Regions from separate parts of the Mus musculus genome. Here all the other regions are linked to region 1. A link is a loop called in an ENCODE intact Hi-C map of the cell type or tissue named here. Cell type or tissue: heart. All regions are shown on one strand.

The links. Hi-C counts contacts between places; a loop is a spot of excess contacts. Peaks named below come from ENCODE experiments on the same cell type or tissue, not always from the same donor. Only the 100,000 strongest peaks of a DNase experiment are listed, where the experiment ranks them.
Region 2: a loop joins it to region 1, with 7 times the contacts of the local background. A loop is called at or near these places in 3 of 42 quality-filtered maps.
Region 3: it touches region 1 in a loop (2.2-fold over the local background); 4 of 42 quality-filtered maps call a loop at or near these places.
Region 4: a loop joins it to region 1, with 5 times the contacts of the local background. A loop is called at or near these places in 7 of 42 quality-filtered maps.
Region 5: a loop joins it to region 1, with 1.8 times the contacts of the local background. A loop is called at or near these places in 4 of 42 quality-filtered maps.

Annotation. Positions count from the first base shown.
Region 1 is chr4:53,216,827-53,221,826 of GRCm38, reverse strand. Lexis1 (a long non-coding RNA gene) reads left to right here and starts at 3,466. Exons shown (of 8, transcript XR_390567.4): 1 at 3,466-4,476. In heart, a CTCF peak has its summit at 2,398; DNase peaks (open chromatin) are centred at 2,256, 2,906, 3,616 and 4,006; H3K4me3 peaks cover 1,391 bases; H3K27ac peaks cover 1,194 bases.
Region 2 is chr4:53,352,107-53,357,106 of GRCm38, reverse strand. The region is part of intron 2 of Gm12496 (a long non-coding RNA gene); the gene reads left to right. Among named protein-coding and RNA genes, the nearest start is that of Gm52737, 27 kb to the right of the region's middle. In heart, CTCF peaks have their summits at 502 (motif pointing left) and 1,957 (motif pointing right); DNase peaks (open chromatin) are centred at 1,866 and 3,406; H3K27ac peaks cover 278 bases.
Region 3 is chr4:53,108,172-53,113,171 of GRCm38, reverse strand. It overlaps Abca1 (ATP-binding cassette, sub-family A (ABC1), member 1), which reads left to right. Exons shown (of 50, transcript NM_013454.3): 6 at 3,887-4,008. Among named protein-coding and RNA genes, the nearest start is that of Abca1, 49 kb to the left of the region's middle. In heart, a CTCF peak has its summit at 2,631 (motif pointing left); DNase peaks (open chromatin) are centred at 1,081 and 4,791.
Region 4 is chr4:53,157,607-53,162,606 of GRCm38, reverse strand. Abca1 (ATP-binding cassette, sub-family A (ABC1), member 1) reads left to right here and starts at 2,712. Exons shown (of 50, transcript NM_013454.3): 1 at 2,712-2,931. In heart, a CTCF peak has its summit at 2,512; DNase peaks (open chromatin) are centred at 2,576, 3,186 and 3,776; H3K4me3 peaks cover 1,967 bases; H3K27ac peaks cover 1,553 bases.
Region 5 is chr4:53,334,919-53,339,918 of GRCm38, reverse strand. No RefSeq gene overlaps it. Among named protein-coding and RNA genes, the nearest start is that of Gm52737, 9.9 kb to the right of the region's middle. In heart, no CTCF peak of the experiment used is centred here; a DNase peak (open chromatin) is centred at 1,938; H3K27ac peaks cover 444 bases.

The DNA.
Region 1 (5,000 bases):
TCAGGGTTAGATTCCAGGCTTCCTTGACACATCTGCATTTTACATGGTTGGGGAAATGCCTCAGAGACCTGGTTTCCTCTGTGGAATTGTCACTGGGCTCAAAGACACTACGTAACTCATGCTAATTATTTACAGCAACTTTCCTGGGGACCCATGTCTTTCTCCCTGAGCAGGTTTTAAGATCTCAGTCTTTCTGCACCCTTACCCCCAGGAGGCTGAGCTCAGACATGCTGACCCCCCCCCCCCCCCACACACACACACACATACAAACCAGGAACAAGGGAAGTCTCAAGGCAAGAAGACATCTACCTGGGAGGGTAATGGGTAATTATAGCCTTCAGACAGAATGAGGTGAGGCTTAATTAACGGAGTTTCCCCTCCCCCTTCCCCAAGGGGCTAACACTTTCTAGTCTTATGCTAGGTCTTTCTGTGGATAAAAAGGGAGAATGCCGACTTTTCCAAAACTAGCAGGAGTCCCCAATGGCCTTTCTACTCGGGGCTATAATTTTCTAACAGGCTGTGGGGCTAACTGGGAATGAATGAACCAGTCCAGTTGAACTTTGCCTTCTGACTTGGCAATGGCACCTATTGGGAATGGGGAGGAGGACACTGTCTCTCTGGAGCTATGCTGGTGTCTTTACCCTCATTGGGTTTGGCCCCCACAAGATGCTGAGAAGAAGGTGGACAGTCCTTATTTTTCGGAGGAGGAGTTGATGAGCCACACACGCACACAGCTGGTAAACAATCAAGCCCTGGGCCTTGCCTCTCACTTTGCATTAAGATGACCTAGCATTCTCCTAGTTGTTACCCTTTCCCCAAGTGTCTGGGTAAGCAAAGAAAATGTTTGGGTTGGCCAAAGAGGGATTCTACTCTGTTTGTTTGCCAAAAGGTATAAACGCCAAGCCAAAGCCCAGACCCACGATTCAGGAGGTGCTTGCAGTTTGTATCCTGCTCCCAGGCCATGCATCTCTCCACACTATCCACCACACTGCCTGGAAATGCCTCCCTCCACAGTTCCCCTGACATCCTTAAAACTGCCTACCTTTACAAAGTAATTCTTTTTTTTTACCCATTTTATATACAAGGAAACAGAATCACAGAGATTCAATTGTGTGCTGAAAGATGATTCCTAAGAAGAATAGTCTCCACCGCCAACCTTTGATTCCAAATCTTCTGTTTGCTCCTCTTTGGAAGAAAGGCCTTATCTAAAACCTCATAGAGACTATTAATTAGCTTGTAGCTGTGTATGGTGGCACAGGCTGGACCTGAGTTCTTAGTGGAGATAGGAGGATGAGGAGTTCAAGGCCAGCCTGAAATACATATATCTCCTCCTCTTCTCCCTCTTTCTTCCTCTTCCCCCTCCCCCTCCTCCTCTTCCCCCTTCTTCCTCTCTCCTCCTTTTCCTCCTCCTCCTCTTCAAAAAGTAGTGGCTTCTGAAAGAATGAAGTGAAAGGTCCTTCCCAGTGAAAAAACAGCAGCAAAAATCACAAGAGGCTCAGTGAGAGCAAATGAACCAGAAAGAGATGTAGACCAGGGCTTTGCTTCATCCGTTCTCAGTATATTTACCAATGGTGTTCTAAGGCCAGTAAACCTTTCGCTAACAGATACATTGGTATATCAGACAGACTGAAATGCCTCTACTCCTACTTCCATCTATTCCTCTCCTTTAGTCAATCACTTAGGAAATGTTTTAATGAGCACATACTATGTGCCAAGCACAGTTGCAGGCACTGCAACCAACTTCACTCTCTGCCCTCTTCTATGTGCATCCCTGATGAAAGTCATTCATCTGGAAGGAGGGCATCACTTGCTGGACCTTCTCATTTAAAATTTCCTGTGATAACAAAGGAGAAAATCTACAGATGGTTTTCCAAGCCACCTCTACTAACCCCCAGCAAGTGTTGGATCTGAAGACCCAGAGCCATGGGAGGCGCTGAGTTTCGGCTTTTCACTTGTTGTAGGAGGTGGGGAATCACTTTCTTAGAGCCTCAGTTTTATCCTCCGAAAACCAGCGATCAATTATTGCACAAGACTCGAGAGGGTCACAGGAGAATTCAATTATAACCATCCAGCTCAGGGTTCAAGTATGTTCAAAGCTCTCAGCATGTGGGACTCTCAACAGGGTAATGATTCAAGTTCCAGGCAGCCATCTTCTTGCCAATGGCAACAGAGGCATCCAACAGCCTCCACGTCTCCCCTGGTCACCTCAGCAAGGCATGCAGACAGGGTTACTTTCGGGCAAGGGTAGCCCAATTGCAGCCTTTGTTTTAATCAGCCTGAGCAGCAACTCAGTGGAGGGCCCATGAGGCGGTGACATTCCAACTCCCTGAGACACTCAAGGGAGCAGATTCTTGGAAAGAGATGGGAGTGGGAGGAGGCTGGCCCACTTCTATTTCCTTTCCTCTGTCTCCAAGGCTCCTTCAGGAAGGGAGGACACCTGCTGCTCTCTCCAGCTCTTTGCAATTCTGAGGAATAGCCCAGAATTAAGGGATAGACAGAAGTAATAAGAGTGGGATCAGGTCCCTGCCCTCCCCTCCTGTCTGATATGCTTCTAGCTACATAGGCAACTGTAATGGGAAGGATGCTAATGGCTTCCACCAAGCCCAAAGATGGGGAGACTCCCAGATGTCTATAACTGCTCTGACCTTACAAGAAAAGCCACTGTTCGTATACTCTCCCGGCTCCCTCTCCTCTTTTTCTCTCTCATTGCTCTCTGAGCAGAAGGTGAGATGCCAGTCTGTGGGCCAGCCAGTCCTTTGATCTTGGCTTATCAGTGGGAAATTTACTGGTATTGTGGCACAGCAGTTTGAGCAGACTGTGCCAGACTCAGTACAGGATTTCCAGGGGAAGCAAGGCATTCTCCGCCTTCGGTGCTTACCACCTGTTTTCAGCGATGGACACATTCCAGACTGGGTGCCAGTTAGGGCTGCTGAATGGATATAAAAGCCCTCGTGTTGGGGAACGTCACAAACAAGCAGTCACTTCAGCCTGCCAGACACAGTGACAGCTTCTCTTTGAGACGCCTGGGGTTGAAAAAAACTCTAGCTGTTCTTTTATGAGCTCACTCCAATAAACAGCAAATTTATCAAGTGTGAGCAGTATTTCTGCCCTCAATGAACGAAGAACCCAAAGGGTAGCAGGTACCTTCATCAGAAAGGATAGAGTAACTTCTTATCGGAGGTCTTGCCAAAACGCACTCTATTTACCTGTTATTTACTCTGGAGCAGGTTTCTGGAACTCCCTGGGTCTCAGTTTCCTTTCTCATTACTTCAACAGATCTCTAAATTTAAAAAACGCAAGTGACGCTTTCCACATCATAGTAGCCATATTAAATAGTATGCCATAACTGTTTTTCTCCACCCCTTGCACAATTCCAGGTCCTCATTTGTTTACAGAGTGCCAGTTGCCAAGTTCTCCAAATCTCCTCCATTCGGGCATCCTTACATTACTTTAGCTCAGGCATCATCCACAGAAGTAAGTGCTTGCTTAAAGAAACTTGCTGCGTCTGGAAGGGCACAGGACAGGTCCTGCAGCAGGCCTGCCTGGGCCTTGGCCCAGCGGTGCCTGCTAGTTACCTTTCACCTACTTCTGCAGCGGCAGCCTAGCGGGGTAACTCCAGGTCAGACTTGGATCTCTGCGCGCCTGCGCAGAGCTGGCTGCCGGCTGCAGCTAAGCATCCCTAACGTTGTTTCTTTTTTCTTTCTTTTTTGGTGGTGGTTTCTGCTACTCTCGGAAATAAAGGCTGTGGGCCTTGCGGACGTGCTTTGATTTCTGTGTGGGCACGGTCCCAGGCCGGAGAGGGTAACCTGGACCTCTTCCCAAAGTTGTCACCTACCGCTAACACCCCCAGGCGCCCCATCCTTCCCTTCCCCCATTTCTGGACTTTCCGCTCCCCTCTCTCCCACAGCTTGGGGCTGCCCATCTCCTCGCCCCCAACCCCGCCCTGATCACTGCCCCTGGAAAAGAGCAAGGCTGACTCCGGAGCTAGAGAGGAGCACATTCGAGCGAGAAGCTACGTGGGTGCAAACAACACTCCAGTTTCTGCCCGGGAGGAGCCGGATCTAACAACTAGGTTGCAACCAGAGGAATCGCGCTAGTTGAAGGCGTCTAGGCTGCCGTGCGCCTCGGGGTTACTGCCGGGCATCGCGCGGGCGGGGCGGGCGCTAGGAGGGGCATGTCCTCGGCCTCAGGAACCATCATAATGGAAACACTCATAGGCATCTGGAGAGGTCTGAGGCTCTCATCCACACCAGCCTCGACGATAGGAGTCTGTGGTGGTCCTTCTGTTCTAGAAAGTGCCCTCTTTCCTGGCATCCCAAAAATCTGGGAGGGTCAAGGAGAAACTGATTTTCAAAAATACCCTTTCCTGCAGGAGTTCAAGCCCCTACCTACCGACCGACCTGTGGTCTCTGAAGTTGGACAATGCTCCCCAACAGGTGCAAACAGAATACCTGTTTGACCGGGCTTTGTCTCTAGGTAAGGTGAAAGGACTATGCTGCGCCCTTACATCTCTGGGTTAAGCATCGTTAACAGTAGAACTTGGTAGTTCATCTGATGGTCCCTGGGCTTTTTAGCATTGGAGGTGAGCAACTCTACAATTTTCAGCCCGTTGTGTCATGTTGCCCCTCTGTCCCACAAGACCTCCAGGGAACAGTGCTAAGCTGAATTAATTACCTTCAAAGTGAGGCCTGTGTTGTGTGAGTGGACATTTTGAGGTCTGCTAGGTTTTTTTGAAAGATGACAACTTTTCGGGACATTACATTGAGGCAAAGTATGTAGTTCATTCCCCCCAAAGAAAGGACAGATTCACAGGCACACACCTTTTATTTTCTTACTCTGCCATAGCCTCCGTACAGTATCCAGTCAGTTGATAATAGACTCATCCTCACATGATACAAGAAAATGTGTGGTTGGTGGGAATAAGGGTCTTATGCTTTCTTTTTAATATGAATATATTTTAAAGAAACTCTTGAAGGTATGGGTGTCTCATGAGAAACAAA
Region 2 (5,000 bases), 140 kb before region 1:
TGTTTACTTGTGCTTTGGATGTTGCCTACCAACTGTAGTTTATAGGGTTGCATCAAACCTGGAGAGACACAGTTAGTTCAGTCTTTAAAATGGGACAATATGATTACCACCATGCAAGAACGTTCTCACACAGCAGTATGCTGGCGATGGTTCTTCCTGGCTTGAGCAATAATCTTTTCCCCACATGTAGCCATGTTCCATGTTATTGAGCTGGTAGCTTGAAATTGGTCATTGAAGGAGTACTTAAAGAAGATGCGACTTTTTTTCTTGTTGCTTTGAGGCAGGGTCTTACTGTGTAGCCCCAGTTATCCTGGAACTTACTGTGTTGACTAGACTGGTCTTGAACTCGGAGAGATCCACCTGTTTCTGCCTGTTGAGTGCTGGCACTAAAGGTATGCTTCTGTATCTTAACGAAGGACATTTTGTCTCCTTAGAGGACATTTGGTAATCATTAGGGATATATTTTGTCATAATTTTGGGGTTGCTGCTGACATCTAGTGGAGCCAGGCATAGCACTTATTATCCCTGCAATCTGGAGGACAGATTTCCCCATCTCCATAGCAATAATTCTCTAGCCCCACATGACCTTAGTGTTGAGGCTGATTTTGAATTATACCAAAGCAGGTGGCAAACATAAATGTGGCCAGCCTGCTCCCCAGGTCTGTCCTGCCCTCATCTTCTCTCCCTTTATCTCTCTGTTTTTGGGTACCAGTTACCAGCTAACTCAGAAAATGATTCCTTATATCTATGTCAAGTAAAATCCGTAATTCTTTTCAGAAGCCGACTGGAAAAATATGATTTCAGACGAGTGACAGGAACTTCTCCCCCGGGTAGTTCATTCAGGCTGTGGGTTGACAGGCTTTCTGCACAGGGAAGGGGAATTAATCGTTTAAACTTGGCAGACCATGTGGCCTCTGTGAGAACCACCATAGAGTAGAACACATCTTAATTCTTAAAGGAAGGGACATATATCTGTGTTCCAATAAAACCTTAGTTTCAAAGCATGTTGATAGTTTGCATATTTGGAAAAATAGCTCAGTCTGTCCCAGTCACTTTCTCAACCAAAGCTTTATTCTGGTGTCGCATGCCTTCATCTTGTGTTCAAAAAGCCCCCGAAGGCTGTTATTGGTATCCGGGTCGGTATCACAGCCTTCTTGATGATGCTGGTGCTTTAGCTGCGTGTTCTGAGATCCTGTCCGCAGTTCCTGCACAGAATGGAGAGCCTTATTAAATACCACAGCTATAACACAACGTCTGTCCATTAGCAACTGTGCCAAGGATGCTGACCAATGACAGAGGAGAACCTGGAGAGCTTTGGGAGAGTCACATAATTCTGTGGTTCTTGCCTAGAAATGCTGAGGTCAAGCCTAGGAAAAACCACTGCAATGCATTATGGGCCTCATCATCAAAGGGAAGAGAAATTGTGCTATGCCAGAGGATGTGACTTCAAAGCACTGCTTTATTTTTCATGGGGCATGTGGGGGGTTATTCATACCAGTTCCCACGTCCAGACTTGTGAGATCTCAAGGACTTGGGAGTAAACTTTGGCCCATCTTACTGGTTGCAGTCACTACATTTACTTTATCCTGATCATGGAACTTTGGAATTAAAAATACCCAAATGGAAATTAGTTTAGTTTGTTGAACCTGACAGCCCTCTACAAAGAGCTTGAGGAAGCCCTGGGCTGGGGAGCTGTGCTTCGATGGAGAGAGGACTTCCAGCTCCTTGGTCTGGGAGCAATAGAGAGCTTTGCAGCTTCAGCCATATCTGTAGGTTCCTTTACAGTTGTAGTAGGAGTAGTGAGCAGATGGCAGTCGAGGCACACCAGTGCTGATAGAATCACTCTCACCCCACGCCCAATCCCTGTGGGTCAGGCCAGGACTCTTGAAACCAAGAGGTGCAGGACTGCCCTGTGTGTGCACTTGGAGCCTGGCTAAGCAAGTACGTTCATCTTCCTCAGTCACTAGGTGGCAGAATATAATTAAGATGTCAGAGTGTCTCCTGAAACATTGGAGGATGGTTTTCCGTCCCTACTTTAATGGCCTCCTTCATTACTTTGCAGTATTTGCTAGTGACATTCAGGACTGAGGTAATGGCATAAACATTTCCCTCCGCAAACACATCCTTGCATCTATTCAGGTTTTTAATGTTTTTATTCAGCTGTCCCATCTCTTAGGAAGAAGTCTCTTTAACTCGAAGTACATTCCATTCCGGATGACTGCTCCTCAGACCTCCCAAACTTCCAAGTTTTACCCGTTATTTTGTTATTCATTAGGGGACAGAAATACATACCTTCTTGCCATCTGTAAAATTTCAAATCATTTTTCACATTAAATATGAGATAAATCCATCGTGTAGATGAAAGCTCAGTGAGTCCATATGGATAATAAATATTTCTTAGTAATACTTATTTACTGATAACAGATTTGTTGGTTTTCCTAATGTTAAAGAAAATAGTCACTCATGTGAAAAAAGTCTGAAAATTTGGAAAGGAATATGAAAGGAAAGATAGACAGCAATCCTATTATTCAGAGAGACCAATTAAAAAGAGGTTATGGTGCCCCAGAATAATTCATCTTATCAAGCTGATGATGGGAAAAAGCTAAAAAGCCTCTTCATAGATAAATGTAAGCCCATTAAGATCTGATCCTTGGCTACCTAAAATTCTAGGTCAGCACTTAAAACAGAACATGCTGTTTTTATTAACATTTTATTATAGCAGATTTTAAGCATGTGCAGAAAAAAACGCAGAGAAGATGATAAACCCGCTGTGTGCACTCCACACCTAGCTTTAAAAATGAACAGTACAGAACCCATCTGACTCATTAATACATGCCAAAATGTCTTTCCTTTACGATATTTTGAGGCAAACCCCTGACTTGTTTTGCTTCATATTTACCTAGGCTAGTGCTAACCTTTAAAATAAAGTCTATTGTGCAGCTTTGGTGATCAACCCAAGTAAACAAGGGAATATAATCTCATGAATCACAATAAGGGTATGCAAAGCTACTCACTCTCAAAGAGAGTCCTAGCCTTGTTGAGGGTGGGGATGGTCTGGCTACTGGGTCAGACTCACTGCTCAGAGAATCTGGAATTAATTTTGCTGGGGAAAAAAATATAACCTGAACCTAGAGTGGATCTGTCTACAGCCTCTGTGTGACTGCAGACAAAGAGGACAAAAGAACAGAAAGCAACACATCAAACGTGGGAGTGGCTCATTGCAAACAAGGGTCTCTTCCAGTGCAGGTCTTTCCTGTGCCCTCTGCTGTCTTGTCACTGGGCTCTAGGCCTGAATCTGCAGTGCTGAGCCCTGCCTTTTAAGGTCTTAGCTTCGAGTTCAATTTTTGCTATTTCTTCAGTTTGCCTTTCACATTTGTCCTGATCAACACTGACCCACAGATCCCGTTTCACCCCTTTGTCCTCACTGGGTCAGGTGCATCTTTTCTGCAACTCTTACTGTATTTTCTTCCTTCTCACTTCCTCTTTATACTCCCAGGGTTCTATGGGGGTTCCAGTCAATTCCTCTTTCCAGAGTGCTGAGACCATACACTTGGCTGGATGATCTCACTTCCCCTGACTGCTATTTTCCATGCACTGGATGCTTGCCACATGCCAGGCTCTACGTGATATGCTGGGTGGACAAGAATGAAAGAAACAGAACCTCACCTTTGAAGAGCTCACAGGTTAGCTGGTGTCTAGGTGAGTTGGGGAGTTTGTGATGTATGAGAAAAAAAAATTAGTCACGGCTAATATGTATACATCAAAGAGGATAGGTCTGTTCAGGGTACCCAGGGAATGCTTGCCTAGAAAGGGCATTTACTTTGTGTATTTGCATTTAGTTCATTTTGAGGTCCAGTTGATGTAAAACTAATGTTTTACAGCATTATTTGACAGGATTATTTCTGCATCCATTCTAGCCCATTTCAGCTTCCAAATAAACGACACAGAGACCTGGTATTTTTTATTAACAAGCTGCAAGCTGGGCAAGTTCTGAGCTATTCTAATCTGCCTAGGCTGCCTGCCTACTCCCAGACACATACCCCATTCCTTGCCATCTGATCTTGCGCTGGCTTGCTCCGGTCCACATGTGTCCTTATGGCTGCTCTCTCACGGAGACATCATGGCCAATCCTCCACACTTTGTTCTAGTCCTTGTAGTCCTTTTCTCTTGGAAGTTCCTCACTGGGATTGGAAGTCTTGCCTTATTCTCTTCTTCTGCTCAGCTCTTAGAGGTGATGCAAGACACTTTTTACATAACATTGAGACTGGAGATGTTTGACTATGTCAACATCTGGAATGCAATCAGATATCTGGGCATAGAAATCAGCATAAGAATACACAGCACACAAAGTCATCCCCCAATAGGTTTTACATATATATGTATATGTATAAAATATATATTGCTATTTACAAAAATGCACACAACTCCCATTCATATTTTGCCTGTCCCAGGTTCTCCAAAATTGATTGATTATCTATTTTCTTATGTGTCTTTCTAGTTCTATATGGATATGTGAGCAAAGACACATTTTTCTTTCTTTGAAAACATGTGGCAGCATGTTGTACTTTCTGGTGTGCACTTGTATGTTATAGAAACATAATGTTATGTAGAGACAAGAAACTTTAGAATCAGGATATCTGCATTCAAACACCAACTCTGTGATTCACTAGCTGTTTCAACTTGGCAAGTCACTCAACATCTCTCTGGTTGCTTTCAATATTTTTATCTCTCGCTTTCAAATTCTCATAGCTTATTTTCTGCTAGACTAATAGTCTATTATGTGCACACAATACCCAGCATTATTAGATCTTGAGGTCTCTTTCAGAGATTCTCTTCTGTTTTGTGTTCTGTCTGCGCGTGTTCATGAGCTGTACTGTTTAACTTTTGAGGCTTTGCATTATACTTTATGATAGGGCTGATCTTTAGTTGGTGACTTCAAAGACGATAGTACTTACAGTGTCCAAACACAGCAAATAATTACCCTGTCTTGTTTAATGAGA
Region 3 (5,000 bases), 110 kb after region 1:
TACCCAGCCATCTGTCCAGCCAGCCAGCTATCCATCCATCTATCCATCCATCCATCCATCCATCCATCCATCCATCCATCCATCCAGTGGCTTCACCCAAGATTACTAGCTGTATCAGTCATCTGGCTTGGTTCATTCTTTGCACTCTCCTACACAGCTAGCTGCATACAGAAGACAGAAACCAGCAAGGACAAAGCCATTGTGGTCTGTCTTCATATCACTTCTTTTTTCTTTCCCCCCTTTCCTCTCCTATACCTCAAATCTGTGATAACCAAGAAAATCCCTAGAGGGAAGATCTGTGTTCTTATTTTTTCCTGCACATTGCTCTATAGTGCAGTAAGACTGCCATTTTAGTGACAATTAATATATTACCATTTAATAAACATTTGTCCCTAGCCAGTTGCTAATTGCTCAAGTGTATGAATACGTCTCTTATCCCCAGGACTTTAAGGTATAGTGGCATCTTATGGCCACACAGCTAATTTATAGCAAGAAACAGCATTACATTTTGGGCTTTATGGTCCTAAACTTCTTTTTGCCTGCATAGTTTTGTTTTGAGGCTTGGACTTCCTGTGTAAGCACGGGTGTGGAACTTACTCCGTAGCCCAGGCTGGCCTCTAATTTGCAGTTTACTGCCTCTGCCTCCTGACTACTGACATTACAGATATGCACCACCACATCAAACTTGGTTAGATTTTTTTTTCTTTTTTTAATTCTCAAGACCCAATTCTTGTCCTTCACAGTTCTGGTTCATTGTGCTGGGGGGTGTGGCCTGGGCTTTGGGATTTTTTAAAATTCCCAAGTGGGCCTAGCAGCCTCCAAGGTTAAGAGCCATCATACCACACACCTTTGTCTTCCTGTGTGTGTATGTACTGCAGCTGTCAGCGGTGATAGGACAGCAGCAGATAATGTGTGCATATCCACGTGACCAGACTGCAAGTTGTTTGTAGCCAAGGCTCTATGGCCTTCCTGCATCATCCCCACCCAGCATCTGCCACATTATGTTCATGCACTGCCAAGGGCTGTTGGCTGTTTAACCAGCTTCTTTGGTTTCTGTGTCTCATCCAGAGGATAGGCAGTTGGTGTTTGATCACATCCAGCTGTTTATCTGCAGCGTCTGTTGACATAACGGAAGCATCATATAAACATGCTAAGTACATTTGCTGGTCTCCAGAGTGTTGCTGGGTGACCTAGGTCCTTTCAGAGTGCAGTCTGGGTCAAACCTCCCACACTTCTGCTGCCCTGAAGGAAGGAGCTGTTCTGAAGTTCCTACGTAGGATGCTGTGTACTGCTGTGGCTTTGCTCAGGAGGAATTTGTGTTCAACTGGCTGATCTGAGTGTTAGGTCATAGATTTATTCTGTTCTATCAAGGTTCACAGAGCTCTCTTTTGATCCTCATTTTTATAGGTAAGGCCATGGAAGTTTAAGTAGGTCAAATAAACTTAGAAATACATGGATACAGAGCCCAGAATTTGGTTTCCCAGTATGAGGTGTGTGTGTGTGTGTGTGTGTGTGTGTGTAGAGCATTGCTCATATTGAAAAAAGTGCTCTATTGAATGATCTATTCTCCACCTCTTCTTTTGAGATTTATGTACATACACAAACTTAAGTATTGTGTGTTTGTGTGTGTGTGTATACATACACACATACATAACTAATTTATAAGCATGCCTGCCTTTTCACCTCAAGCTTTGGCTGAAGCCTCTCTGCCTGTCTTCCTTCCTTCTCCTTACCCCCCACCATGGGGATGCTGGGATGTTCTAGATGTTGTTGTCTTTGAAAAGACACTTGTGGTCAGGGTTCTTATTTCCTCCTGGGCTATAGCCTAGAGATTTGATGCTCTTGCCCTCCTTGGTCTCTTCCTGGACCCACTAATCTCAAAGATCCTTCTGAAGTCTTTCTGGTCACCTCATCTAGCATTCAGTCAGGTGTCATTGCTGGAGCAGTAATTTTGTACCAGGCTTTGTTCCAGGTATTTGGAACACTAAGATAAAAGACCTATTCTGCATTTTTATAAGTTAGAGTTGAATGCAGGCTATACTTAAGTAAAATAACATTTCATAATATATGGCTTCCAGACCCGCTGTATTGGAAATGTGGAGGCTGCTTATTAAAATGGAGATTTGTGGGTGGTCTACCTTAGAACCCCTGGTTGTAATCTGAAGGAATAGACACCCAGAAACTAGTTTTTGTGTGCCTCTTAAGTGAATCTTAGGTGTTCTGTGGGTATGGCAACTCAAAGAATTGAGTTCAGTGGTAGCAGTGTGGGGTCTTGTACGATGGAAACACCAGGCAGATGACAGATGGCTGAGTGCTGATTTCAAGGAGGGACATTGACAGGCCTCAGATCAGCTGTGGCATAGTATGAGGAACCCTAGGATAAAACTATAGATGAGTTGAGGAGAATCACTGTTTTATCAGCTCCGTTCAAAATTACTGAAGTTTGCTCCATGCTGAAGATGCCTGGGTCATTTGTATCTATTAAGAATCTGCTTGGACTGTTTGTCTCTACGAAGGGAGACCCTTTTAGATCCCAAGAGAAACGGTTTCATCAGTGCACACTGCAGTCTTGTTTTCAGATGGAACCCCTCTTCGGGTAATTGATTTGAGTTTGTAAAGTTTGCCCTCTAGTGGTCAGCCACTTGGTCCCAGATGAGCTTGGTTTTGTTTTTGTTTTGGGGGGGTGGTGGTGTTGGTTTGTTTTAATTTCAAAAAAGAATTCGGGTTATTAGAAGTTTAAAGGGGTAAGGAAGAAGAAAGATGAAATAGTCAATAAAATAAGGCAGGAAAATGGTTGGTGTTTCAGGCAGGCACCACTCAGCATCTGCTCAGAATCCTCTTGCTTTACAGATGATGGGGCCCAAGGCTCAGAAAGGTGCTAAAGAAATGAAATTCAAGTGGTACTATCATACCTAGCCTCCAGCCAGAGACTGACGTTCTGAATTCTTGGCCAGTGCTCTTTTCTATTTCATGCCACTGGAGTGAAGCCTTTTTTCGATGTACTCGGAGAGCTTATTGTTTAATGGGAGTTGGTACTTGGAGAGCTTATTGTTTAATGGGAGTCGGAATGAAAGCCTTTAGCAGTCACTGCATTTAGTAAAGCAAAGGGTGGGATTTCAAACATACGTTTACATATTTTTCTCAGTGTTTGGAGGAACTGGACTTTATAGTTCTGAAATCCCAGGTTTTGTTCTGAAACCAAGAAGAGACCATGTCTATTTAAACACCTCGATATGCTCACAGGACTCCCCTGTGATTCTTGGAAGTGTGGTCCCAGGCAGGCAACATCAGCACCACCTGGGAGCTTGTTAGACATGCAGCTGCTGCAGCCAGAGCTGGCAGAAGCAGATGCTCTGAGACTGCTGTCCAGCCGGCTAGCTGAGGCAACCCATCAAGCGATTCTGGTTCACAGAAATGTTAGCGAGCCATTGCCTGCTGATCTGGGAGATTAGCCCCTGTGGCTTGTGGAAATAAGGCACTCAGTATTTTCAGTGCTAGCTACGTGAGGCGGCACTGAGGAGTCAGGAGCAGCAGGGCTCATGTCACAAACCTCAGGTAGGATGGATGAGATCATTTAAAAGGGTTGGTTTTTCAATTGGCAACAAGGAAAGACCATGTGTGTAACAACACCACTGTGCTGTTGGACTGTGGGAGCCCACACTGAGTGTGGCTCAACATGTCATCAGAAAGCAATCTTTTCATGTCTCTGCCAGCGAGACGGAGCTCCTGAAACTCACTTCTCGGTGTATGTAAGCCAGAAGCCTGTGGTCACCCATCCGTTTAAAATGAAGCAATCAATATTCTATTCTCCACCTTCCCCATAGCGGTTGAGTCTTTTTTTTTTTTTTTGAGTTATTAACTGTAAACAAACACAATTTTCCAATAGATTTGAAGCTCCAGGATTTTCTGGTGGACAATGAAACATTCTCTGGATTCCTGCAGCACAATTTGTCCCTTCCAAGATCTACTGTGGACAGCCTGCTGCAGGCGAATGTTGGTCTCCAGAAGGTAAGCTACTACCTTCAGCTAAATCAGTGGGGCCTCACTATTACCCTGTTGGGGGCCCTGGAAAGAAAGAAAGAAAAACCCTGGCCTTTGAAAAAGCTGTGAAGGAAATGGTCAGGCTTCAGAAGTTTAGTTTCATCTCATTTGACTCGTGACTCTGGTTGTCACAGACGAACCCTACAGTGAGTGGGGTGTGTCACCCAGCATCAGGGCCAGTATGCTGAAAGGAAGTTGATTTCTGTGTCTGTCCTTTGGCATTGTAATGACTCCCCCCTAAAGGGGTTATATTTTCTGTTAAGGTGAATTAAGAAGCTTTTTTTTTTTTTAAATGTTGTTCTGAAATAAGAGCCAGAGACGTAGATTCTTAAACTGGAATCTATCACAAAAGATTAAATGAAGCACTTACTGCTTTTTAAAGACAGGGAAGCTGCATAAAGAGACTTCTGATCAACTTTTAAGTGTATGTAATATTAGTGTTTACATAGGCTTTGCATCTTAGGGTCCTAGAGAACTTCTTCGCCATCATTTATTTTTGTACCACTCCTGGGCAGAGTGCATGGCTATATGTTGTTCCCCCGAAAGCTTTTTCTTCACTTTATTCTCTGGCAGAAAGGAGAATTGACCCCATGTACAGCCTTTCGGCTCTATACTGGCTTGACTTTACAGTAAGCAGAAGTCATGGGCGGGGCTGATGATTGAAGAGGGCTTTGCTTCACATGGCTGAAAATTTTCCAAGTTAGAAAAAAGAAAATGTGCTTACTGCATGCTCTTATGAAACTGGGAAAATATGTCTTGTGTTTACCAATTGTGTGGCTGGGAGGTGGGCCAGAGGCAGCAGACTTTCGAAATCATTTCATTTAGCATAATTTCCATTGCCCCCTGCCAATTTCATATCTGTTGCATGCCATCAGTTTAAACTAAGAGGCATCCAGGGAAGGTCTTTGCATGGTAATTTGAGTTTCAGTGTCTTAGGGGTTCTTCACCACAGCATGGTG
Region 4 (5,000 bases), 59 kb after region 1:
TTTCAGCTGCAGGGGGCCAAATAGTAGGTATCTCGGGCAAGAAACACGTGTAGTGAATATCTTTTGTTAAAAAAAAAAACCAACAACAAAAACTTCTCTCTTTTAAGGAAGGTGTTTGTAGACTGTAGACTGGCTCCTAGATATGCATTTAAACTATCCTCTAAACACTGACTTTCAGGGAATCTTGATTTAAAAGCCTTCATGGGATGATAAAATTGAGCTTCTTGTATCTCTATGACCTCTCTAGCAAGGTCAGTAGAGCCATAGTTGCCTGAAGGTCAAGTCTGTAATTAGAAGATCCCAGGGTCAGCTCAGAATAGAACCTCAAGCAACCCAGGGTATGTTTATGGAATCCACTACTTCAGAGCAACAGTAACAAAGATAGGCCTTTCCACTCAGGTAGAAAGGGCTTCCTAGGACAAGGTTGGGGGTTTGGGTGAAGGTGTTATACATCAGAAGACATGGAAGGGAAAGCTCTCTGGAGCATGCTCAGGAACAAACTAACCAGGGGTACTCAAAGGATGGAGAAATTCCTGCTTTGAAATTTCTTTCTTTCTTAAGTGTGATATCATCTAAGTTCTAACTGTTGAAATCCAGTAGTTGTGTCATGAGGTGCTGTCCTGATGGCAGGTCATGTCACTTGGTGTCAACAGGTGTAACCTGGATGAAGCATTTGGCCTCTGTAGGTGTCGAAGGGTAGAGATTTACAACATGCATACACATACTGCCAACACTGCAGTGTATTTGTGCATTTATTGCAGTGAGAGTTGAATAGGGGCAGATTCCTAACCCTACAGGGCTTCCTAGTTAAACACTGCAAGTTGGATTTCAGGGTCATTGCCTTCATATAGTGAGGATTCCAGGATGCTCTGCCCGGGGCTTCTTTCTTCCCACCCTTTCTTCTTTCTCTGCCTCCTAACTACCTGATTTGGGTAGCACTTACATGTCACCTACGCTCTTTTAGAGAAACCCAAGAAGTTAGCTTTTATTTTTAGGGTAAAAAAGAGAGAGATTTATTTATGTACATGAGTGTTTTACTTATGTGCACATGTGTGCACCACGTACACACCTGGTGCTTATGGAGGCCAGAAGACTGTGTCAGCTCTCCTGTAACTGGAGTTACAGATGGTTGTAAAGCAGCAAGTGGATGCTGGGAACAGAATTTAGTAGGAGTACTCTTGGGAACCAAATTCTTCAAAGTACAAAAAGAATGTGTGTGTGTGTGTGTGTGTGTGTGTGTATTTTAGGTGCTAGGAGATATGGGGGAAATGAGGGAAGCTGCATAAAGACTTAATCTCCTAAAATCATGCAAAGAACGATCCTTTCCCCTTAGGCGTTTTCCTTTGTACACAGATGGTCACACATATTATTTTAAATTCTTTGCCAGTGCTGGACTTTTAAAAGTCTGGCATAGGAAATGGTTTATAGGGTATGGATGTCACTAGAGATTGGCACTGATGTTCAGTCAGTAGGATTCTGGTGTTGGCACTCTTCTTCCGAGGACTTCAAAAGTTCCAACGAAATTCATTTTCAGAAAACTCTGAGGCAGAGAGAACGTTCTCTCTTGAGAGACAGGAAGCAAGGGCCAAGGATGTAGCTCTCAGCTGGCTGAATGCTTGCCTGCTATGCAAGAGGCTGGGTTCCATCTCTCCGCACTGTACAAATGTGGGTGTGGTACTCTGTTCCTGTAATTTTAGGCCTTGGGAGGCAAGAGGATTAGGAATTCAAGGTTATTGAGTTTATGAGCAGACTACATGAGACTCTGTCTCAATTAAAACAAATAAAATAGAGGCAGAAAAACTTTATCTAACTTTGGTCGTTTGACATCATCAAAACCCACTCTTGTGACCACAGCTGCCCCTTGTGGCTTATAGGTACCTATTACTAGTGGAGTGTGTGTGTGTGTGTGTGTGTGTGTGTGTAGAAGGTGCAGACTAGGTCCCTGGAAGGTGTGTGTGTGTGTGTGTGTGTGTGTGTGTGTGTGTGTGTGTGTGTGTAGAAGGTGCAGACTAGGTCCCTGGAAGGTAGAGATCTTCTCTTCAAAATCAATGTAAAGGTTTGAGGCAGACACCAAAATAGGCTGATATTCACTGTCCATTCCACATCCCTTCCCCCAATCTAGGACTTTTAAAGGAAGAAAAGGAAGAGACCGAAAATGGTTGGCATCTGGGGGTGGGGTGGGGTGGGGAGTTTTCCTTCCCAAGTTGGGGGCTGAGCAAACTAACAAAAGGAGAGGGGGGAGAGTGGGAGTAAGGGAGAGCGGGAGGGAGAGAGGAAGAGGGCATACACACACAAACAAAACAAACAAAACTCAAAAAGCAACACCCACAAAACCCCAAACAATTGCAGAAAGAGGAGTTTAGAGAACGAGCTTTTCCCCTTTCCTCCTCTGCCGGGAATGTGGAGTCCCTGGCTCAGCGCAAGTCCGGAGTTTCCCGTTTCCCGAAGGCTAGCAGGTCAGGGCCAGGGCTACAGAAAGCGGGCCCCACAAAGCTCTCACCATGCGCCCCCAGTGCCCGCTGCGGCGGCGCACTGTCGCCGGTTTAAGGGGCGGGCCATGTCTCCACGTGCTTTCTGCTGAGTGACTGAACTACATAAACAGAGGCCGGGAAGGGGGCGGGGGAAAGAGGGAGAGAACAGCGTTTGACCGGTAGTAACCCCGGCGCTCGGCACAGCCGAATCTATAAAAGGAACTAGTCGCGGCAAAAACCAGTAATTCCGAGGGCGAGCGAGCGGGCCGGGACCGGCAGAGCCCACTTCTCTCCGCGGCGCAGCGCAAAGCTGGGCAGGGGGCGCCGCGGGACCCGCGCAACCACAGCCGGCTTGGGGAGCTGCTCTGCTCCCTGTTTCCCCCCACTTTTTTCTTCCCCTTTCTGGAAGGGTTTGTGCAGGGGTAGGGAAAACAGACTCAAACAGCAAAGTGGAAAACAGGTAAGAGGTTCTTCAGTGACTTGGGCATTTTGTTTCGGGGCCAAGGAAGCGTTGGGAAGCTCTCCGTTTTGGGGACACTGGGGGGACTCGAACTCCCATGTACCTTACTTCTGGGGATGCAAATAGTACAGGGGAGGCATAAACAGGGAAAGAATGTTCTGGGACGGGCCCTGTCGACCCTGGGACTCAGAACTGCCGCACTCGGGTCTCCCGGAATCGGAGACCAGCGAGAGCATCTCCGGCGTCGGAGACTCGCCTCTTGGGCGCAGTGTGAGCCAAGGTTCCCGGACGTCCTCGGGGTACAGCCAGTGGGGTAGGGAGAAGGGAATCCTCTACAAAGGGTCTCCTTTTGTCTGGCGCGGGGTAGGCCGTCGCCCACAAGTGTCACATCTGAGTCCTCACTCCATTATTTAACTGGTTTGTGTTGGCCTCTGACTTGGAGGTTCTCTTCCCGGGACTGGGACTGCATGTCCTTGTTTCCAAAGAACTCTAGTAGGAAGTGTCCTAAACGGGGTCTTTTATGTTACTGCTGCTTGAGTTCTCTGGGCTTTGTTCGACTCCGGGGTCCTGCCCACAGGCTTCCTGCGCTCTGGAGGGCTGCAGTCCCTGGCGCAAAGTGGGAGACCACTTTTGTTCCTTCTAAAGACAGAAAACTTAAGAGAGTCTGCAGAAACCCGAAACTGGGGTGCCCAATCCACCCTCATCTTACTGCTTTTTGCTAGTCTTCCCTTGGGGAGACTTCGGGCTGAGCACCGATTGGGAAGCTGGGGCTAGGTTGTGCAGCCGAATGACCGCAAGTAACCCCATCGGGCAGCACAGAACTCGCAGCTCGGGTGCTGGGCCGGGCTCCGCCGCCAGGGGGTGGGGGCTGGGCGGCCTGCGGGTGGCCCCTGGAGACTGGCCCGCAGCGCCTCCTGGCCGGGTAGCCTAGGTATGGCCTGGTGCGGAGTGAGAGTCTCTAGTCCTTTTGCTTCACTGTGAATCTGGTCAAAACTGGTGTTTCCAAACTGGGAGGAAACCCGAGGCCAAGAAAGCCAGTCTATGTTTTCATGTTGTTGTTTTTTTCTTTTTTGTTTTTGTTTTTTGTTTGTTTGTTTGTTTCCTGACTCCCAGACCGTTGCTCAATGAGGTTCTTGGGGATGTTGGCTGATGACAACCTTGTGGATAGGTGCCTGTTTTGGTTTCTGCACTTACCTCTGGAAAAGAGAGAAATACTTATTAAACTGTTTGCTTTTTTTTTTTTTTTTGACTTTGTGTGTTTGTTTGGGAAAACTAAGTGTCACTAGAAATAATTAGTTTGCCCCATTTGCTGCAATGGTATCACCATTCCAAAACAAAACAAGAATTTACTTCGACATCCTTCCAAGGAAGTGGGCAGAATAAATGTACAATAAAGGACAGATAAACAAAAGGAACACTTCTGGCTTAAGATGTAGGCCCCCGGTAGAGTCTACCTTGTACAAGACCTTGGGTTCTAGCACCACCAACCACAGAAGCAAAGCAAAACAAAACAGCACAAACCTTCCTTGAAGAGAATTGGTACACCACTTTCTTTCTGTGGCTCAGCCCTCACCTCCCACAGCACACACCTGACACATGCCTGCAGGCTCGAAAGCACACCCTTACCTCTTAGTCATAATTCGGAACCCTGACCCAAGTATTGATACTCTACAAGACATAAATGCCAATTAAAAAGGAGTTGTTTATCATCACCACTTTTCTTTCAGCCCATTTTTAATATTCTAATGCACACATAAGGACAACGTATTGCTGTTCCCATTGTTGAAAAACACTTCCCCCACATCAAAGGAGGTATAGACAAGCATAGAGAATATTTGAGTGGATAGTATATCAATATATAAATAATAAAGATAAATTACAGTTTCTATTGTAAGCATGTCTTTTCCTCAGCGCTATCACAAGTCATTAAAATAGGGCTTTTTTTTTTTTAAAGAAAGGTGTGATGCACAGAATTGATTATTATCTATGTGGTAACAAGTTGAATCTGAGGGTTGAGGGAAGGAAATTTTCAGCAACATAATGCTCATAGTACCATTTTGGAGCAAAAA
Region 5 (5,000 bases), 120 kb before region 1:
CTCCTGCATTATAATGCAGGCCATTGTTTGATTCTGGGAAGTAACTGGGAGGGTGGGGCATTGTCCTTAGAGCTCTGTGTTACTTCAGTGAGTCTCCACATCCTGTAAGGTTGACGAGGACCCTTCCCTTTCTGACTTAGGAAACCGAAGGTCAGAATACTGAATATCTCATAGCCTGTATTGTTCTTACAAGAGATTTTGCTGGTGACTTCTTATTTCTTCTTCTTCACTTCATTAACTTTTCATTTGGAAGTCCGGGTCCTCTCTGCAGCTATTCCACGGCCAGCTGTCTCCCATGCCTGCTCATTGCCAATCAGAGGTAGTTCTTATGAACCCCAGGGCTCTGTATTCCTGGGCCTGCTGCCCTTAATCTGTTGGCAGTTTAGGTTCACGATGCCACCAGGCTAGGCCAGCGGAAGGGGCTGGTTTCAGCTCTCAGAACAAATCAGATGAGTAGATGACAAAGGCTGCAGATGGGGAGAGCTGGACGACACAGAGGCAACCTTCGTCCTGAGGCTGAAGCCTGGCAGTTTTCCCTGACCTGCTTCCCAAGGTCATTTTCCATCTCTCCTTCCCAGAAACAGCTCGTGACTCACATTCATTAACACACCTTCAGTCTTTGTGTCTTGCATTCTCTCTGATTCCTCCCACCCCTCCCCACCCACTGACTCTATGGCTTTCAAGATCCGGCCATCAATTACCCTCCTGGCCTTGATCCTTAGAATTTTAGGTACTGAGTCCCTGTGTGAAGAAGTGAAGCCCAGGTAGGGCTGTAAACATTCACTGAATAGATCTGAGATGCCCTGTCTTTAGTAGACTCCTGGGTGGTATGGGTGTTACTGGTGTGGCCCATACTTCCTGTAGGCGAGCTCTATGTGTCATTTTTCTCTTTGGTCCTTATTTATGTATAGGCTGGAGTCGTCTTGTGTGTTCCTCAGACCCAATTAGGTTCAGGATTTGTTGGTCATTGTGCTATCTGCATGTTTGTCTGCGTGTGTGAGTGAATTTGTGTGGGCATGTGTACACGTGTACACATGCCCACATGCATGTAGAGGGCAGAATTAGCTGTTGCGCATTGTTCCTAATCTTCTTCACTTTGGGTTTTCTGTTTCTCTCAGTCTCTGTCTCCCCAGCCCTTGTCTTATAGGTGCATCTCCACATCCAGTATTCACACGGGTGCTGGGGAATAAAACTCAGCTTTGTTAGCCTTGTCATCTCTCCAGCCCTTCACTGACAGTTTGCTTGGAGGATGGGTAGAAGGTCACCTCAGAGAGTGACAACAGTTCAAGGGAATGCGATTCCTAGTTGAGAAGTATTCCAGGTGAAGTAAACTGTGTTTGGCTTCCTAGTGTCTTTATTTAATGATCAGGGAGAAAGAGGGACATGCAATTAGTTCTTTTTGCACTTTGAAGAACACTTAACAAGATTCCTCCCGGGATCAAGGACAAAGTATGTGAGGCCTGAAGTTGCACTGAGATATGGGAAGCGACTTTTTCTTTTCTTTCTTTTTATTTTTTTAATGTAGGAAGGGGCTCTTTTCACTGAACCCTTTCCATTTTGGGAAAGAGAGGGGAGGAGAAGGGAGGGGAGGGGAGGAGAAGAGAAGGGAAGGGAAGGGAAGGGAGGAGGGAGGAGAGAAGAGAGGAGGAGAGGGGAGGAGGGAGGGGGGAGGGGGGAGAGAGGAGAGGGGAAGGGGGAAGAGTGGAGAAGAGGGGAGAAATTAAATCACATTTGTTTTCCTGAGGAGAGCATGTATGGCCACAGCTACCCAAACCCAGATTTCCTTTGCCTCTAGGTCTTGAGAGGAAACCAGCTGTGGAGTTGGCGCCTGAGCTGCTTTAAGTTGTGTGAGGAGATTCCCCCCTCCTCCCAGAGCAAGTATGAGCATTAGTGGAGCGCTGGTCTTCCCTGTGGAGTTGTAAGCCAACCTCTGACACCCGGGCAGCAGACAACATTCCCTTTCACCTACTTTCTTCTCCAGGCGTTCCGTGCATGCTCGCTGTCCACGTGTGAGCAGCTCTTGATGACTGGGTTTGCTTACACCATTTCTTCCTCAACACCAAGAAAGAATAGAGGCTCTCTGTGAGCCGTGGAAGTGGGGACAGCAGGGGATGTGAGAATGTCACTTTAAGAAGGGAAACTAATGTGACCCAGAGATTGTGACCTAGTGTCAGGTGGTCCTTTTCTCACACAAAGGTCCTTTGTTTTATGGGAAGACATAGGGAAGTAGAGAGGGGCACATGGGTTGTTTGAGGCAAGCTAATGGTGACTAAGTCATAAAGGGGACATATATATATATATATATATATATATATATATATATAGTGTATGTGCATATTCATATGTATATGATATGTACATCTGCATATCTGTATATCTACATACCTGCATATACACACATGTGTGTCTTCAATGCTTTCAGTTAAAATCCAGGCTTTAAGTCTAAAAACCACTGTAACAATTACACACTCAAATGCATAGATTCTGGCCTCTTGTATCCTCAAATAAGAATCTTTCTACATCTGTCCTTTGGATCAGATTTTTAGTTCTGACCATGCAGCCCATACGGACTTCATAGCACACTGTGTGATCACTTCTGCCCTAACAAGTGGGGTTCCTTTGATGTTTTCTTTGGGTGTAGGATATTAAAGTAGCACAAAACTTTGAACACCGTTCTTCTGAATGTATCCATTGTGTGTTGTACGCACCTGTGTGTGCTGATGTGCCTGTGTGCCTATGTGTTTGTGCTGATGTGCCTGTATGCATATGTATGTGTCTGTGTGTGTGTACATGCGTGTGTGTGAGTGCACGTGCATATAAATGCCGAGGTCAGCCTCTAGCGCTGTTTTTCAGGAGTTCACCACCTTTAGTTTTAGACTGGGACTTTCATGGGCACAGGTTAGCTCAGGGATCTGCCTTCCTCCGCCTCCCTAACCAAGGGGTGCCAAGCAGCTGCCATGAGACCCAATTTTTAAGTGTGGATTCTGGGAATTGAACTGAGACCCTCATGCTTGAAGGACAAGTGCTTTGCCAACAAAGCTGGTTTTCTAGCTCTGGAAATACAGGTTTCAATTACAACTATACAGAGCTAATAAATTTTCATTAAAAAGGTATTTCTTTTGGAGTAAAGTTCTTTTAGCTTTGATTTATTTGTTGCAAAACACCTAGAAAATTTTAATTTCTATAGAGAATGTGATTTTTCCCAAATATAACTATTTAGAACTAAATATCTGATCCAAAGGACAGGGGTAGAAAGATGCTTATTTGAGCTACAGGATAAAAGTCTAAGAAAGATGCATATAAACTTATTTTCAGTGAATGAAATAATATTTTAAACATCATAAGAGTTTATCACTCAAACAAAACCTAGTAAGAGATATGTTGGTAAATACAAAGGGCAGTGCTTTGTAGTAGATTTATTCTAGGTGTTCATATGTTATAAATTATTATGCAATGGTGCATGCAAATATCTTACTACTTACTTTGCATTCAAAATTGGGTGGGTGCTTTTAATTTTTTGCCTGTATTTTCAAACTTTCTATACTAAACCCAATTAACATTTTAAGAAACACCACCAATGGTATTCTTTACAGAATAGATACTATATTTGCCAGAGTCACCCTTTCTTGAATCTTTTGTGTAAAATGAGGATATGTGTTCTCTTTTCTGTTCTCTGTAAGGAATGCATAGCTAATAATTTTCCTCTTGACTCTCCTCTAGGCAAGATCCTACCAAATCTTGCCATCATATTTGCCTTCATGTCAAGACCAGCATCCTCTGACTGACAGTGAGACCCCCACATACCCTGACATCATTTTCTTTAGTTTCCTAATGTCGGTAATGCTACACTGTAGCCAGACACATGCTACACTGTAGCCAGACACCTTTCTTGTTTCCAGTCCTCTCCTCCTTGCATTCTTTCCTGTCTCAGTAGCCTCATCTTGTCATTTTTTATTTCCCCAGACTGAGATCTTTCTGTTTCTAAACTTAAGGCTGTTCTTTTCCACACTAGCATTTCCAGTTTCAGGACTTCTAGGGGGCCTCTAGTCTATACTACTACCTGGGTTTGAGCCTTAATGCTGATTGGCTGAGGCAAATTGCTGGCAGATAGCTGAAGGGATTGATTTCCGGAGATGATAGAACATCTGGATGCATGGTGAAGGGAGAATTAAGACAGAGGTGGCACTGGCTTTTGCACCTGGTGTAGTTTCCTGTTGAACTTAGGGTTTCTCTTAAGTCAAACCGACTATCACTTCCAGAAAGGAGAGAGGAGAGCCTTGTTTGGCTCATCGTGTCACAGTGACTTTAGTCCCTCCGGGCAGTGAACTCATGGTAGCAGGAGCTCGGGCCAGTTTCTTGTTTATACCCTAGCAAAGAAACAGAGGAAGCAAACTGGAATGATGTTCAAAGACCCATCCTTAGTGGACTATTTCTCTTAGCCAGGGTGCCACCGCCTTCGAATAGTACCATAAACTGGGGCCAGTCATCAAGACAAGAGTCTGTGATGGATATGCAGATACAGAATCATAACAGACCCCGAGGCAGCTGCCTGGGCTGGAGACACAGCTGCTCAATGAGTGCATTCTCTTTAAGACTATTCTGCATGTGAAAGCAGGGCCAGAAGCCCTCTCAGGTCACTTTGGATAACTCTGTTTTACTCGATTTTGTACAATTACCAGTATTGCAGGTAGATTCAGGCATTTTGTTTATAACTGGAAGAAATTAAAAAATGGAAACCATTAAGGCAAAAAGAAAACAAACAAAGCCAAACAAACAAACAACAACAACAACAAACCCCAAGAAACAAGAAACAAACACTCAAATGTATCAATGAACAATTTGAATAACCAGCTTGCAAGATTGTAAACATGGCTTCAACTTGGCCTCCAGAAAAACTGGGTCCCCACAGATGGATGCTGCCAGTCCTTTTCTCCCTCACTAATCTCTTCTTGATTTCTGCACATTTCTCTTCTCCAACTGTAGACAGCCTTCATCCTCAT